2 separate regions of the Mus musculus genome follow, and region 2 is linked to region 1. Evidence: chromatin loops called from intact Hi-C (ENCODE). Cell type or tissue: left cerebral cortex. All regions are shown on one strand. Each heading gives the region's core, and the rest is flanking DNA. Links, peaks and the distances in the headings are about the cores only.

What was found. Hi-C counts contacts between places; a loop is a spot of excess contacts. Peaks named below come from ENCODE experiments on the same cell type or tissue, not always from the same donor. Only the 100,000 strongest peaks of a DNase experiment are listed, where the experiment ranks them.
Region 2: a loop joins it to region 1, with 9 times the contacts of the local background. A loop is called at or near these places in 23 of 42 quality-filtered maps.

Annotation. Positions count from the first base shown.
Region 1 is chr2:165,484,032-165,491,531 of GRCm38, forward strand. Trp53rka (transformation related protein 53 regulating kinase A) reads right to left here. Exons shown (of 2, transcript NM_001007581.1): 2 at 6,081-7,500. The coding sequence ends at 7,202. Among named protein-coding and RNA genes, the nearest start is that of Trp53rka, 5.5 kb to the right of the region's middle. In left cerebral cortex, for the core only: a CTCF peak has its summit at 3,336 (motif pointing left); DNase peaks (open chromatin) are centred at 2,005, 2,671 and 3,325; H3K27ac peaks cover 349 bases.
Region 2 is chr2:165,388,202-165,395,701 of GRCm38, forward strand. It overlaps Zfp334 (zinc finger protein 334), which reads right to left and starts at 58. Exons shown (of 5, transcript NM_178411.3): 1 at 1-58. Ocstamp (osteoclast stimulatory transmembrane protein) reads right to left here. Exons shown (of 3, transcript NM_029021.1): 3 at 7,249-7,500. In left cerebral cortex, for the core only: a CTCF peak has its summit at 3,543; DNase peaks (open chromatin) are centred at 3,562 and 4,175; H3K27ac peaks cover 574 bases.

The DNA of each region.
Region 1 (7,500 bases), core at 1,061-6,060:
TCACCAAGTGCAGAAACCAGAGCCTGCCCATCCTTTCAGGGGCAGCCAAGTCACTGTCCTTCCTAAGCTGCCAGGACTTTGCTGCTGGTCTGTGCTCTGGGCTGAAGACAGAGCCACAGGAGCCCTGTCCTGTTTCACTTCTCTTGCTGGCAAAACAGCAGCTTTGGGGAGAGGGCTCACTATAGCTACAATTCCAGGCTTTAGTCTATTATTTTAGGGAATTCACAGTGGGAGGAGCTCGAGGCAGCTGGTCACATCACACCCACAGTCAAGGGCGGAGAGGAAGGAACGCATGCCTGTTTGCTTCCTTATGTGCGCTCAACTGAATTTCTCCATTCTTATCTAGTACATGGCCCCTGCCAACAGCATGGACTGCCATGCTGAGTAAGTGTGGAGACAAAGAAAAAGTATGGATGTGATTTGAGACATGATAAGTTAGGGTGCCTGGAGACATGAGGAAGGCTTGCAGACTGTCTTCTCTGGGACTCGCAAAGGCTCTGGGGGGAGTAACGTGCAGATGAAGAGGGGAGGTTCCCCCCTGTCTTACATTCTGTGAGGTCCGTATGGCAGGAATGTTGGGCCCAGAAGCAGCCTGAGTGAAGGATGGTGAGGAGGGGTGGAGCTGGGTGAGGGGAGCACAGAGTCCCCTCAAAAGTGTGTGTGTGTGTGTGGGGGGGGAGAACAGACCCATGAGGCTCTCTCCAGATGCTCTTTCCATAGAAGTCAGCTCCCTGGATTTCTGCAACCACCCAACTGTTCAACATGGGCAGCTGAAGACAGTGTGGGCCCAGCCAGAAGGTGCAGCAATGTCTGACCCACACCAAATGCTTCACCTTACAGGTGGGGAAACTGAGGCCCAAGGAAACCTGGACTCTCCAAGTGCACAGAGGCAGCTGGAGATTGGCTAGGCCTTGAGTGGGATCGATCTGAGCGCAAGATGGGTCTGGAATGGTCTTTCACTGCCCCTACCTTGAGCTAAGTGGGCAAGTCCATGTTTCCCAAAATCCCTACATGACCAAGCAAGGCAGCAGGTGCTGGAGACAAGGTGGCCCCTCAGGCCTGTAAGTTATCTTCTCGGGCTCATATTCTTTGGACTTCAGGTAGCCACAGTGGCCCTTTCAGTGAGTAGTAAGCAGAGGCCTACTTGCATGTGCTGTGAGACAGGGAACAGGGCTGGGATAAAGCCAAATGGCAGAGGACAAGTTCCTTCCCCACCTGCCTCGGCACACCATCATTTTCCTCTCTCTTCTTGACTCCTTACCTTTGCTGTGGCCTCGTGGCCTCAAGAAGGCTGCTGAGCTGCCAGACATCACCACGTTTAAAAAGCAGGAACTGTTGCCAGGCTTGGTGACACATACTTTTGATTCCAGCATTGAGGAGGCAGAGGCAGGCAGATCTCTATGGGTTCAAGGCCAGTGTCTGCTAACAATGAGTTCCAAGACAGCCAGAGCTACATGGTAACACCTTGTCTCACACCCTGACCCTCCAAAATAAATAATAAAAGTAGAAATTGTTAAGGGGTGTGTGTTGGGGGTTTGGACAGGGAGAAAGTTCTCATTCCACTCTCCTATCAGGGACAAATCTCCCAAAGAAGGCATCTTTGCCCTGGTGCTTCACATAGAACTCCTCTATCAAGAACTAGCCTGGTTGGAGAGATGGCTCAGTGGTTAAGAGCACCGACTGCTCTTCCAGAGGTCCTGAGTTCAATTCCCAGCAACCACATGATGGCTCACAGCCATCTGTAATGGAATCCGATGTCCTCTTCTGGCGTCTCAGTGTACTCATATACATAAAATAAATAAAATCTAGATTCTGAATATAAGAAAATAAAAAAGAAAGTTAAAAAAAAACTAGCCTGAACCTCTCCTAATGAATTCCTAGACACATGGTGTGTTGTGCAGTAGCAATGGGGTTGACTCTGTAGGTTGTCAAGAGGAAAGCTGACTCAACTCTGTCATCTGGAACATATCGAAAGCTGTCTCCTGCCTTCCCAGCATGCACTTCTAGCTTTCCTCTTGGCATCCCTTGCTTTTCCTCAGTTAGAAATGCAGATTCTCTGGCAACGAGGGAAGCAGGAACTAGCCTCGTTACTCAGTCTACAGTGGGCTGCCACAGCCTGTCTTCAGTCTCCATAAACAATACCACTTGAATGGCTTCATGACAGTGCTTGCTCACTGTGGTGTGCCTAGCCTTGTGGCCATGTCCCACCTGAATGGTGACATCTGTGTCTGTAGTGCTCTGTGACTCAGCTCCCCTTCAAGGAAGGACTGGAGTTTCAGGGAGGGACAGCAGCTTCTGGCTGTCAAGCATGGGGGCATGGGTCTCCTTGCCCATGCCCCTGCTCCACCTCAGGGAGGCCCACTGGAGACTCTGTGATGTGGGATACCAAAGGCCTGGCCACCCTGTCCCATCATGGGACATTTCTGACAGCCATCTGGCTGCATAGCTTTGGGGCTGGCTGAGGGTTGCTGGCCCATCTCCTGGCTCATCTCTTGCCTCTGCAAGCCTCTCTCTCCCATTACCTCCTGTACAGCTTGACTCAGGGTCTGCCTCCTGGGACCTGAGCCAAGACTGCTTACAGCAGCACCACAGGGGGCACCCAGCCTGCCCTCTTTCCAGATGAGGACAGAGGTACAGGAGGGGCTCCAGGCCCGCAGCTACAAGCAGAGAGACATGGATAAAAAGCCAGCGAACTTCCACACATTGGAGTAGCACGGCGTTGAAAAGGGTCCAGCAAGATGGTCCGACAGGTTAACCTGCCTGCTGCCAAGTCTGAAAACCCAAGTTCAATAGCAAGGATGCACATGGTGGAAGGAGTGTCAACTCCCACAGGCTCTACATGCAGTGGTACATGTAAATTTAAAAAAATTTTTTTTCCAAAGTGTGTCCCTCTGCCTGCTGAGTCTGGAGGAATGCAGAGCCAGGCAGCAGGAAGCCCCAGGAGGAAGTCCTAGTGTTCAGCACTAGTCAGGGCCCCAGGACAGACAATGGGATTTCCCCATTGCTGGGAATGCCCCGTGGTCCAGCCAAAGTGCTCACCCAACACCTACGGGAGGGCCAAGCGAAGAGGATGGGTGAGAGGTTGGGGCAGAAAGAGCAATCTGCCTCACGTGTGGTACTGAGTGGTCACTGAAGTGTCTGCCAGGGTGGAAGCCAGAAGTGGCGTCCACTCGCTGTGAGCTGAGGAGCAGGCTCAAGAAGGGGAGAGAATGGCAAGCTGGGCAGGAGAGAAGGAAATGAGGGAGGGAGGGAGGAGGGGAGAGAGGGACAGGAAAGCTTTTCTCCACCTCTACCTGTCCCAGAGTGACGGTGACAGGCGACCTCTGGTGGCACAAGGCAGACACTGCCTTGGTGTCAGATGCCTTGAATCAGACTTTAGCTGCTGGTGAGGGGCTGCTCCATCAGGGCTGGGGGGACAGCAACACTGTGACTGGGAAGGCAGTGAGGTGCTGGCCTGAGTGCAGGGTCAATCAAGTGCTGAAACCCTCACTAGCTAGGACAGATAATTTAACCTTTAAAAATAAAATTGGGAGCCAGGCATGGTGATGCATGCCTTGAACTCAGACCAGCACATGGGAGACAGAGGCAGGTTAATCTGTGTTTGAGGACAGCCTGATCTCCTTAATAACAAGTTCCAAGTCTGCTAAAACACACACACACACACACACACACACACACACACACACACACACACACACACACACACACACACGTATGTATGTATGTATGTGATGGCTTGTATATGCTCGGCCCATAGAGTAGTACTTTTAGAAGGTGTGGCCTTGCTGGAGTAGGTGTGTCACTATGGGAGTGGGCTTTAAGACCCTCATCCTAGCTGCCTGGAAATCAGTATTCTGCTAGCAGCCTTCAGATGAAGATGTAGAACTCTCAGCTCCTCCTGCACCATGCCTGCCTGGATGCTGCCATGTTCACACATTGATGATAATGGACTGAACCTCTGAACCTGTAAGCCAGCCCCAATTAAATGTTGTTCTTATGAGAGCTGCCTTGGTCATGATGTCTCTTTACAGCAGTAAAACCCTAATATACATGTGTATATGTATATATATTCTCTTAAAAATCAAATTGGCAAAGCATGGCTCACATCAGCTCTTAGCTGCCTCTTTTTGTAAAGCTCAGTAGCAGAATCAGCTCTTACTTTTGATGTCACATCTCACACCCCACCCCCACCTTCACAAGGGGGGAGGGCTTCCCTGTCCTGTACAGTAGTGTTCTGTGGACATGGCCTGCTCATCTTGTACTTACCAGCATACCTTTGAGGCACACACCATTCACTACTCATGGCCCCACGGACTGCTTGCAAATGTAGTTACAGTAGAGGAGAGAGTGGCCAGGGTCCTCTCAGGGCTGGGCATGTATCCGTGTTGTGTTTTACTTCCCTAGCCCTATCCAGACTCAGACTTTAAGCCCTGCTCCATTTCTCTGCACCTGCTACCTCCTGTAACATGCTTTCATATGTGCAAAGATCTTAGTGATTCTCAACTGGGCTGGTAGTGTCAAACCTGGGGTATGAGTCCCAGCCACCATTTCCAGTGGCCCTAGGACATATTTCCCTAATGGACTGGGCTTTGCACCAAGTTGCCAGAGCTATTGTCTCATCCTAGCAAAACACTTCTTGCTCTCACATAGACTGAGGACCTGGAGCTGCAAAGGTCCCCTGTGCCCTTTGTGAGACTCCATCCCTGGCAAGCTCCCTTCCCATCACAGGCAAGGACTGGGTGCAGATGGGTAACACTCCTGCTGGGGGGCGTTACTAGGCTCATCATCTCTCTCGTACCTGCAAAGATGTGCCCTCAGTGCTACTGCTACCAATAGGCCACACCTCACCAAGTCCACCCAGACCAGGGACTTCACTGCATGCCCACTGCTGCTTCCTCCCCAGCCACTGTCACCAAAGGGTGGATGTAGTAGCAGCCCGTGGATATCAAGTGTCTCGCTTCCTCTCTTCCCCACAGCTCTTTGTATGCCAGCAACCAACGCACCCACAAAAGGATAAAACTTTTACCGCTGAAAATCCTAGGAGGCTTACAAAGGAAACCATCTTGATAGGGGACCCTGCATGAACTGGCCTTCCCCAGCCTCCTCACCCATTTTCTGCATTGTGGAACTGGCCTTGTCCCCCAGGACTTTTCACCAACTTCGCATGACCATGCGGCCCTAGAATCCCTCCCTAGGCTCCAGAACCTCGGGTTTGCTTTACACCTTCCCTCGACACAAGACGGTCATGCATTCTGTCCTACAGGCAAAGCACGGTTCCCTGCTCCTCTTGAGTGTCAGGGCCAGCACTGTGAACACTAGGGATCTAATGTATGTGTGTATCAGACAGTCATCTCCTCAGGCAACTAACTGTCCTTTCTGTACGTGAGGAAACTGAGGGTAGGCCTTCTCCATTATGTTGATGGTAACGCCGGCTCCCCTGGCCCTTAGAAGTCATTGAAAATGTTATACAAATCGGTGTCTTATAAAGTCAGTCATATTGGATGCTTCAGTTCTTGTCGGGTCAGTAGGGTATGGTGGCTCACACATGCAAACTCAGTACCGGGAGGCTGAGACATGCTTGAGATAGTTTTGAACATTTCACAAAAGCACTGAAACTCATGGAAAGAGCGCTGGCTCTGGAGTCCTGAGAGGGCATCTCTTGCTCCCCGTGAGACCTAGGCCAGCTCCTTGTACAGCCCACCACTCACAGTGAAGACATCCCAAGGACTGCTTTATTGCTGGCTATGAAAACTCCTGGCACAGAACCTGGCATACACTGAGCAAAGCAGGCAATATTAATCTGTACTAGTGACATCCACCTGGGAAGGGACATCTTCACCCTCTCCTGGCCATCTGTCACAGCAGGCCACTCAGGTGGCAGCAGCTGTGGTGAATGGAACAGTCCTGGTCCTGTTAGAACTCAGTTTTCAGACTCAGTCCACCCAGATTATCAACCTCATCACACGCTCCCTCACCATCTCTGCTGAGAGACAACCCAGCTCCCTTCTCTACCCACATGAGCTTCACGACCTATGGCTACAGAGCAGCAAAAACTCAGTGTTCCAGGTCTCCGAAAACTGTTCTTTTTCAAAAGATTTATTTATGCAGATGAGTGCTCTATCTGCATGTAACCCTGCAAGCCGGAAGAGAGCATCGGATCCCATTACAGATAGTTGTGAGCCACTGTGTGGTTGCTGGGAATTGAACTCAGGACCTCTGGAAGGGTAGTCAGTGCCCTTAACCTCCCCGCCCCCTTGTTTTTGCTGTTGAAAAACTGTGAGCCTGCTTTCCTATAAAAGAAAAAATGGAAGTACTTTTTTTTTCATCTTTTAACAACTCTCAAGAATATTTTAACAATGTGTTCTTGCTACTTTTGTTATCCGTGTGTTCAGGAGGGGGGGGGGAGTGGGGGAGGACATGAGCACATAGGTGCAGGCTCCTGAGCAGGCGGAGGCAGCACTGGGTCCCTCAGCTGGGTGCTGGAAACCACACTGGAGTCCTTTGGAAGAGCAAGTACTCCTAGATCCAGGCCACCTCTCCAGCCCCTCAAAAACATCCTTTATATCAAACTCCAGACACCCACGTAGGAATCCACACTTGGAACAAGCTCCACGGAGCAGTCCACTGCATCCCAGTCGGAGCCTGTTCTGCTTTCTCAAAGTGGAGTTTACATCCACTGAACTAGCCTCGAGCACAGTCTTCATACATATAACAAATACCCGACCAGAGTAAAAGGCAGACAAAAAACTGCATCCCAAACTGAGTCCCTGCCTTGTCCTTCCAGGGTGTCTCAGCTCAAGGCTGCCTGCTCTGCATGAGCTCCACAGCCACTGTCTGGGAAAGCTTGGTGATCTGGAACAGCCAGGTCTAGGGCTGGGATGCAGCTCAGTTGGTAGAGTGCTTGACTAGCAAGCCCAAGGCACCAAAGAAACCAGATGTGACAGCACACATCGATACTCCAACGGATACAGGAACACCAGAAGTTCAATGTTATCCTCAACTACATAGTTTGAAGCCAGCCCAGGCTACCCACCCAGCTCTGCCTAGAATAAACCTCATGTACATGAAGCCCCTGAGAACAGTGAGCCATGGATGGTGGTGGCCCAGCACGATCACAGACCACTTAACAACCCATGCTTTGCTGAGGGGTCCAGCCTCGTCTACATCATCCTTCACCGTGAGCCAGTTCACCACAGCTCCACTACCCGACCATGGACCGCTTTCGCCCTCTCAGGCGCACCTCATCTAACTTCTTCAGCACTGGACTGGACTTCTGGGTCGAGGCCCCGTAACTCTTCAGAAAGGCTTCAAACACGGTCTCGGTGTGGGGGTGCGTGCTGAGGAAGGCCTTCTCCAGGACATAGAGGTCGACGCCTTTATCTTCCGGCAGTCCTGAGACAAAGCTCAGCCCAAAGTCGATGAGCACGATGTGCAGCTGCGCCAGGGGCCGCCTCAGGAGCATGTTGGAGGTGGTGAGGTCCCCGTGAATGAGGTCTTGGT
Region 2 (7,500 bases), core at 978-5,977, 96 kb before region 1:
CAGAAGGCCCCAGGCAATTGTGGCGCACAGAGGCCCCTCGAGCCTCGCCTGGAAGAGCCCCACGAAACGGAAACGCATCCATAGAGCCTAGGAGACCGCGCATGCGCAGAGTCTCGGAGCGGCCATTCCCACGGTTCTCCAAAGGGTGCTGTAGTCTTTCCAGGACTACATTTCCCACAGGGAGTTGCGGCCCCCACCCAGCCGATAGCCTCTGAGGCGCTAGGGCTTTAATCACAGTAATTTACGAGTAAAAACCATGAGTACAAGAAGAAGTGTGAGAATAAAAAATTAGAGCTCTGTAAAGAAATTCCAACAGTGTATTAAGAAAAAAATAATAACCAAACAGTTGTAAGCAGAATAAAAATGTATCGACGACCTTCCCAAAATTACAGAAGAGACCCCCTAACAAAGAATCAAACCATCTCTAAATATCTTAAAAGAAAATAATCGCCATCCTGTTTATTACTGACTTTACTGACAGGTGCATACTCTCCTGCCAATTTTACAGAAGGAGAAGTCACAATAAGTAATGGCAAAATATTTTAACAGTATAATATTTTCAATTTTTATTTTATTTTATTTTATATGTATTGATATATTGCCTGCCTGCATGTATGTCTGTCCACTACTTGCGTGCTGTGCTTGGTACCCCGTGTCTAAGAAGGCCAGAAGATGGTATCATGTAGGTGCTGGGAATTGAACTCTGCTCCTCTGCTATAAATCACTGCGCCATCTTAACAATATATTTTAACATGACCAATTATATTTAATCCAAGTAATATAGAAACTGCTCTTCATCCATGAGGACAAATTGAATACGTGTATATATTTTGTTTTATTTATTTTTTTAAAATATTTATTTATTTATTTATACACTGTACACTATAGCTGTCTTCAGACACTCCTGAAAACGGCATCAGATTTCGTTACGGATGGTTGTGAGCCACCATGTGGTTGCTGGGATTTGAACTCAGGACCTTTGGAAGAGCGGTCGGCACTCTTAACCACTGAGCCATCTCACCAGCCCCCGTGTATATATTTTAAAAGAGGAAAGCTATGGAATATCTTAGTCACTGGAAGGCCAGACAGTTTCTGACACAGTTATCTGTTATGTTTAAATACCAAAAGGAACTTCGAGATGCAGAGGCTGAGAGATAGCTCTCAGTGAGCCAGACTTCCAGGGATTCAATGCTTGTATACTGTCTCCCACATCAAACGTGGCCATGATGTAATTTAAATAAAGGGGTCATAAGAAGGGACACTGCAGGCTTCAAAAAGCAAACCTGATATCCTGGCAGTCCGGTTTGTTTGCGGTGTTCCTAGAGTTTGTGTATGACTTTAGTTAACTAGTTACCAGAGATCAAGTGGAAACCAAAAGAAGCAGAGAGGCAATGTGGAGAAAAGGCAAATATTTCCCAGAAACCCAGCCATGCCTCCCCTTCCAGGGATCCTTGTCAAGACTTCAGATGCAGGGAGTGAGCCACCCTGAACATTGCATGCAGTTACATTCTTGGGTGGCCTCAGTTGCATATAGACTCACATAAAGCAGAGCCACAAAGTGCATACCTGTAAGCACACACAGAGCCACAAAGTCCGTACCAGTAGCCTCATAGCACGGAGGAAATAACCAGTTGCATCATTTTAAGCCACCAGATTTTGGGGGTAGTTTGTTATGGAGCAATAAATACATGGTGGGTCTGCAAGATGTTTCAGTAAATAAAGGCATTGCCAACAAACCAGATGACCTGCTGTGGGTCTCAGGGGTCCACATGGTCGAGAGAGAGGACCCAGATCTGCAAGCTCCATGTGTGTGCCGGGCCATTCTCAGGGGTATGTACCCGAACCCATGCCAAGTCAAAAGAAAACTGAAATGACTTTGGGGAAAGATAGATTTTAAAAGCAAATGTATGGGGGAAGGGAATGCAGTTGGCTTCTAGATATAATAAGTGAAAGAGTGGGCTCAATTATTAATAGTGCTTCTAGAAATAACTTCAATTTAGTATTTTTTTAAGTCAAGTAAGGAACAAGAAAATTAATATAGAAGATTTGAAAATGAATTAGAAATTAGCCATATGGGATGGTTTGAATAGGCATGGCCCACATAGACTCATGTCTATGAATGTTCGGCCCATAGGAAGTGGCACGACAAGGAGGTGTGGCCTTGTTGGAGTAGGTGTGACCTTGTCGAAGGAAGTATGTCATTGTGGAGGCGGGCTTTGAGGTCTTCTATGCTCAAGCTACACTCAGTGTGAACACAACCTCCCTCTGCTGCCTGTGGATCAAGGTGTAGAACTCGCAGCTCCTTCTCCAGCACCACGTCTGCCTGCCTGCCTGCTGCCGTGCTTCCTGCCATGGTGATAATGAACTGAATCCCTGTAAATTGTAAGCCAGTCCCAATTAAATGTTTGCCTTTGTAAGAGTTGCCTTGGTCCTGGTGTCTCTTCACAGCAATAAAACCCTAAGACACCATATAAATGTATGTGGATATATATATGTATACACACACACACACACACAAACACACATATATATATTTATATACACATATGGATATGTTATATATGTGTACACACACACATATAAAATGGCCAATAACACTAAGGATCCTAGAAAAGAAGTAATTAATATTTTAAAATCACATACACTTTGGCAGACAAGCTTGGTCATGGAATTGGAAAAACGTTCCTCGTCTGGCCGAGTCGGCTGTCTCTCTTGCAGAGTTTGTAGCACACTTGCTGCACGTGAGTTGAAGCTCGTGCCCTTTATCCTAACAGCTCAGGAGACTATGAAAGAAATAGTTGAACTTCTGTGCGAAGATACACATCAGCAACAGTCTCAAAATGTTTTGCTTTGATTTTGAGATGGCGTTTCTGTATTTAGCCGAGGCTCACTTTGAATTTAGGATTGCCTGTCTCTGCCTCCCAAGTGCTGGGAACCGATCTCAGTGATGGACAAGGTGCCACAGCTGCACCTCCAAGCCCCAGGGGATGGTTCTGGGACACACCGAACACTTCAAAGACTTCCTGGCAGACTCAAATCCCCCTTGTCTGTAAGTGTTTTATGAAAAACACACTTGTGTCCTCTCCCTTCTCCCCCTCTTTTTAGTCCCCATTCCCGTATGGATCCTGGTGAGTTTTTAAACCAGTGAGGTTTCTCAAAAAACAAAAACAAAAACAAAAACCCAGCTTAGGCTTGCGCCAGAAAGATGGCTCAGAAAGCAAAAGCACTTGTGGCTCAAGCCTGAGAACCTGAGTTCTATTCTCAGGACTCACAATGGAAGAAGAGAATTGCTTCCACAAAGGCATCCTCTGATGGCCACAGGGCTGCTGTGGCCAACATCTGGGCACTTCACCTACACATATACATTGTATACACTCACAATGGGAAGAATAACAAAGTGAAATGTTTAGATTGGTGAAATAAAAGAGGAAAGAGAGGAGGAGAAGAGAGGAAAAGGAGGCCAGTAGGATGTTGGGACAGGAAGACAGCAGGCAGGCAGGCAGGCAGATGCTCGGATCTGCATTTCCCCACAGTAACCACTAGATGACAGAAGACTCCCCAGCCAACTTCCCTCGGAGGCTCGCCATCAACTTCATTAGCTCGGCTGCACAGTCAAGAAGGCCTGCTGATTGAAAGCACTGAAGCCGGCTCCAGTTCTCTCTGATACTTCAGACAGTATATCCAGATGTTGTTAATGTGGATCAAGCAATTTGAAGGGACTCGTGGTTTTTTCGTAGCCTCATAAAACCGGCTCCTTTTTTTCTGATAACACTTTTCCACTGGGGGACTACCCTAACCTTTACTCAAGAATGCTGTATAGGGTTTCACAAGCTATGCACTGCACTGCACAGCACCAGAGGACCTGCTGATTTCCACTGTATGAGAAGAACCCACCAGACAGAGCTTTACCCAACCTGTAATTCTGTCAAGGCCACCCACAGAATGATGGGGGCACCTTATTACCCTAGCCAAGGTGCAGGCAGGCACATGACTCAAACCATGCCATGAACCTGAACTTGAACCCCAAGTAGAATGGAGGTTATTTCAGTCTGGCATGGGTGCTGTAAAGACTGCCCGTGATCCCATCTACAGGCATCTCCAGGGCTCTGCTGGCTCTAGATCTTCCTGACTCATACAGCTCGCCCTGAGGGCTGCTGAGATGCTTTCTGCTGGCAAATAAAGATCCCCGTGAGTCAGTATGGGCTTGCTAAGATGGGAGCTAGCTGTCTGAGGCTTCACACTAGGATGAAGGCAAGATCAGTACTCAGGAGGCCTGTTCTGTTACATTTATTTACTTGGTTATTATAATATTTTAATTTACTCTTTGGGGATTTCATGGATATATACGAAGTATGTACAAATCCAGTCCGCACTGCCAGTAAGTGCATGTGGTACCATCTACTAGAACGTGGGCAAGCCTACAGGAGCCACACCCCTGAAGAAAAATTATCACCCCCACCCCAGTAGCCACTGACTGCCAATAGCATCTCAGCTAGGAGAGTGAGGCCGCATGTGCCCCTCCCCAGTCCATGCCAGCATGCTGATTGGTTTCTTTTGTGTAGGCAGCCACAGCTGCTTGAGACTAGGTGTGTAATGCTTTTACTTACCGTGTGTGTGTGTGTGTGTGTGTGTGTGTGTGTGTGTGTGTATGCCATGGTAAACATAGAGAAGTCAGAGGACAAAGTCAGGGAAGTTGGTTCAATTTTTCCACTGTGTGGGAGTTGGGACTAGAGCTCAGGTTGCCTCAAAGTGTGCCCCCTGCTTCCCACAGAGCTGTTTAGATTCTGTGGTCCCTGAGGTGGCTGGTCTGTTTGCCCCAATTCAGGTGCTGACATCCTAGCTCCTCAGGTAATGGTGTCACGAGATGGTTTTGAGGGTTCTTGTGGTTAGGCCACCATGGATGGGTTAGTGACCAGGTGAAAGATGGCCTCTGTTGTCCTCTTTCCCATCTTAGCTGCCCTGTGGCACTCACAGACTGGCAACCATAGTCTGTTTGTCTAGTCAGGAATTATTCTCCTTTTTGTTTTCAATACTACTGGATGTATTTAATTCTGAGAAATTACATTAAATATAATAATCTTATTCTATACCTGGAAAGGAAAATATATGAACCCTTCCCTCTTTCCTTCTCTTCCCCCCACCCCATTGTGTGCACAATTTATATATGCTTGTGTGTGTGCAGACAATGATCCTGTGCGTGTCTCTGGGAATGTGCAGGGCACAGCATACATGTGGAGGTCAGAGGACAGCCTCTGGTGCCGGTCTTCCCCTTGATTGAGGCTGGCTCTCCCCTTTGTTGCTGTGCATTCAGAGCTAGCCCTCTGGTTCTCTCCCTTTGCTGCTGTGCGTCTGGGGATGGCTGTGTGGCTCTTCTGCTTTTCTGCTGTGTGTTCTGAGCTGAGCTGGAATCCGAGCATTTGGGTGGAGTCGGGAGAACCAAGATGTTCAAGGTTATCCTTGCCTGTATGGTGAGTTCGAGGGTAGCCTGGGCTACATGAGACCCTGTTCCAAATCAAATACTACAAGATGAAATAAGCAAAGATAAAAGAAAGAAAAATACCACAGACAAAGCAATTTATAGAAGAAAGAGTACATTTGGAACTTAAAGTTCTAAAGGGTTAGGGTCTATCTTAGTCAGGGCTTCTATTCCTGCACAAACATCATGACCAAGAAGCAAGTTGGGGAGGAAAGGGTTTATTCAGCTTATACTTCCACACTGCTGTTCATCATCAAAGGAAGTCAGGATTGGAACTCAAGCAGGTCAGGAAGCAGGAGCTGATGCAGAGGCCATGGAGGGATGTTCTTTACTGGCTTGCTTCCCCTGGCTTGCTCACCTTGCTTTCTTACAGAACCCAGGACCACCAGCCCAGGGATAGCACCACCCCCAATGGACCCACCCACCCTTGATCACTAACTGAGAAAATGCCTTACAGCTGGATCTCACGGAGGCATTTCCTCAACGGAAGCTCCTTTCTCTATGATAACTCCAGCTTCTGTCAAGTTGACACACAAACCCAGCCAGTGCAGGGTCCATGGCCGTCATGAGGAAGAGCGTGGCAGCAAGCAGGAATGGTGTTGGAAGAGTAGCTGAGAACTCACATCTCAAGACACAACCTGAAGGCAAAAAGCTACCTGGAAATGCTGCAAGGCTTTGATATCTCAAAGGCCACTCCCAGCAACACATCTCCTCCATCAAGGCCACACCCCCTAATCCTTCCCAAACAGTTCTACCAACTTGGGACCAAGTATTCAAATATGAGTCTCTGGGGGGGAGGGTGAGCATTCTGTACCACGGATGCCAAAGAATCCAGCGGAGCCACAGTCACAGGGACGTGGTTCATCGCCTGTGTGTTTGTGGTACTGATGTTCTGAAAATGAACGTGAGCTTCAACAGTTACACAGGCTTTGGGGGTAAGGCTCCTTATGTTTCCTTCTCTGCTTTCCTCGCCCCGCCCTCTCCACGGAGCCAACCCCTTCCTGCAGTCTTAAGAACACGTGACTCTGTTTTACCGAATGGGGTATAGCTTGATGGCGTCCCAGAAGTTTTAGTATTATCGTTATTATTTTGTTGCAGGGTATTTGATCGCATTGTGAACCTGGAGATTATGAACTGTAAACATCTGTTTCTAGTAGTGGCTCAGCCTTTTATCCTAGAGCGCTCTGTTTACTGTAAACAAGTAGGGGCGTGGCTCAGCCCTGGCATGCACCTTTAATGCCAGAGCTATATAAAGTCAACTCTAGGTCAAGAGGCAGAGCAAGCCACCAGCGGACAGAGGGAACAGAAGTCTGAGCTGAAGGGCATTTAAGACAGCATGGAGAAGGAGGCGACAGAGCCTTTCCTTTCTGGGACGTTGTGGGAAGGTCAGCTGGGTGCTCTCTCTGCCTCTCTGAGCTAGCTGGCGTTCACCACAGCCGCTGGCTCCTGAGTCTTCATTGGTAAAACTGAACAGCTGGGGTTTGTGCTTTTATTTATTTTATTTTGGGTTTTTCGAGACAGGATTTCTCTGTGTAGCCCTGGCTGTCCTGGAACTCACTTTGTAGACCAGGCTGGCCTCGAACTCAGAAATTCACCTGCGTCTGTCTCCCAAGTGTTGGTATTAAAGGTGTGTGCCACCATGCCCCGCGGATTTGTGTTTTTAAAACAACAATTTTACTCTGGAGGACTCATGGCCACACATGGGTAACCAGAGGCCAGGCTTATGAGCACTAAACAAAGGTGTCTCTTCTCTGAAATTCAAAACTGGGCAGGGCATCTTGTATTTTTATTCACTAAACGTCAGAAGTCTAGATGGAAAGGCCCCAAAGGAGCAGGAAAGAGCAACACCATTTACTCTTCTATTTAATGACTATGCTCATTTGTAAGATCAAACTTGCAGATTAACGTGAATTCTCAAAGGCTTGTAAATTGGAGGAGTGCCGAGGTGAATCCACTTGCAGGGTCTCCATTGAGGATGTTATCAGGGCTGTCTAGCGGAAAGGGACTGGGCGGTCTGGTCCTCC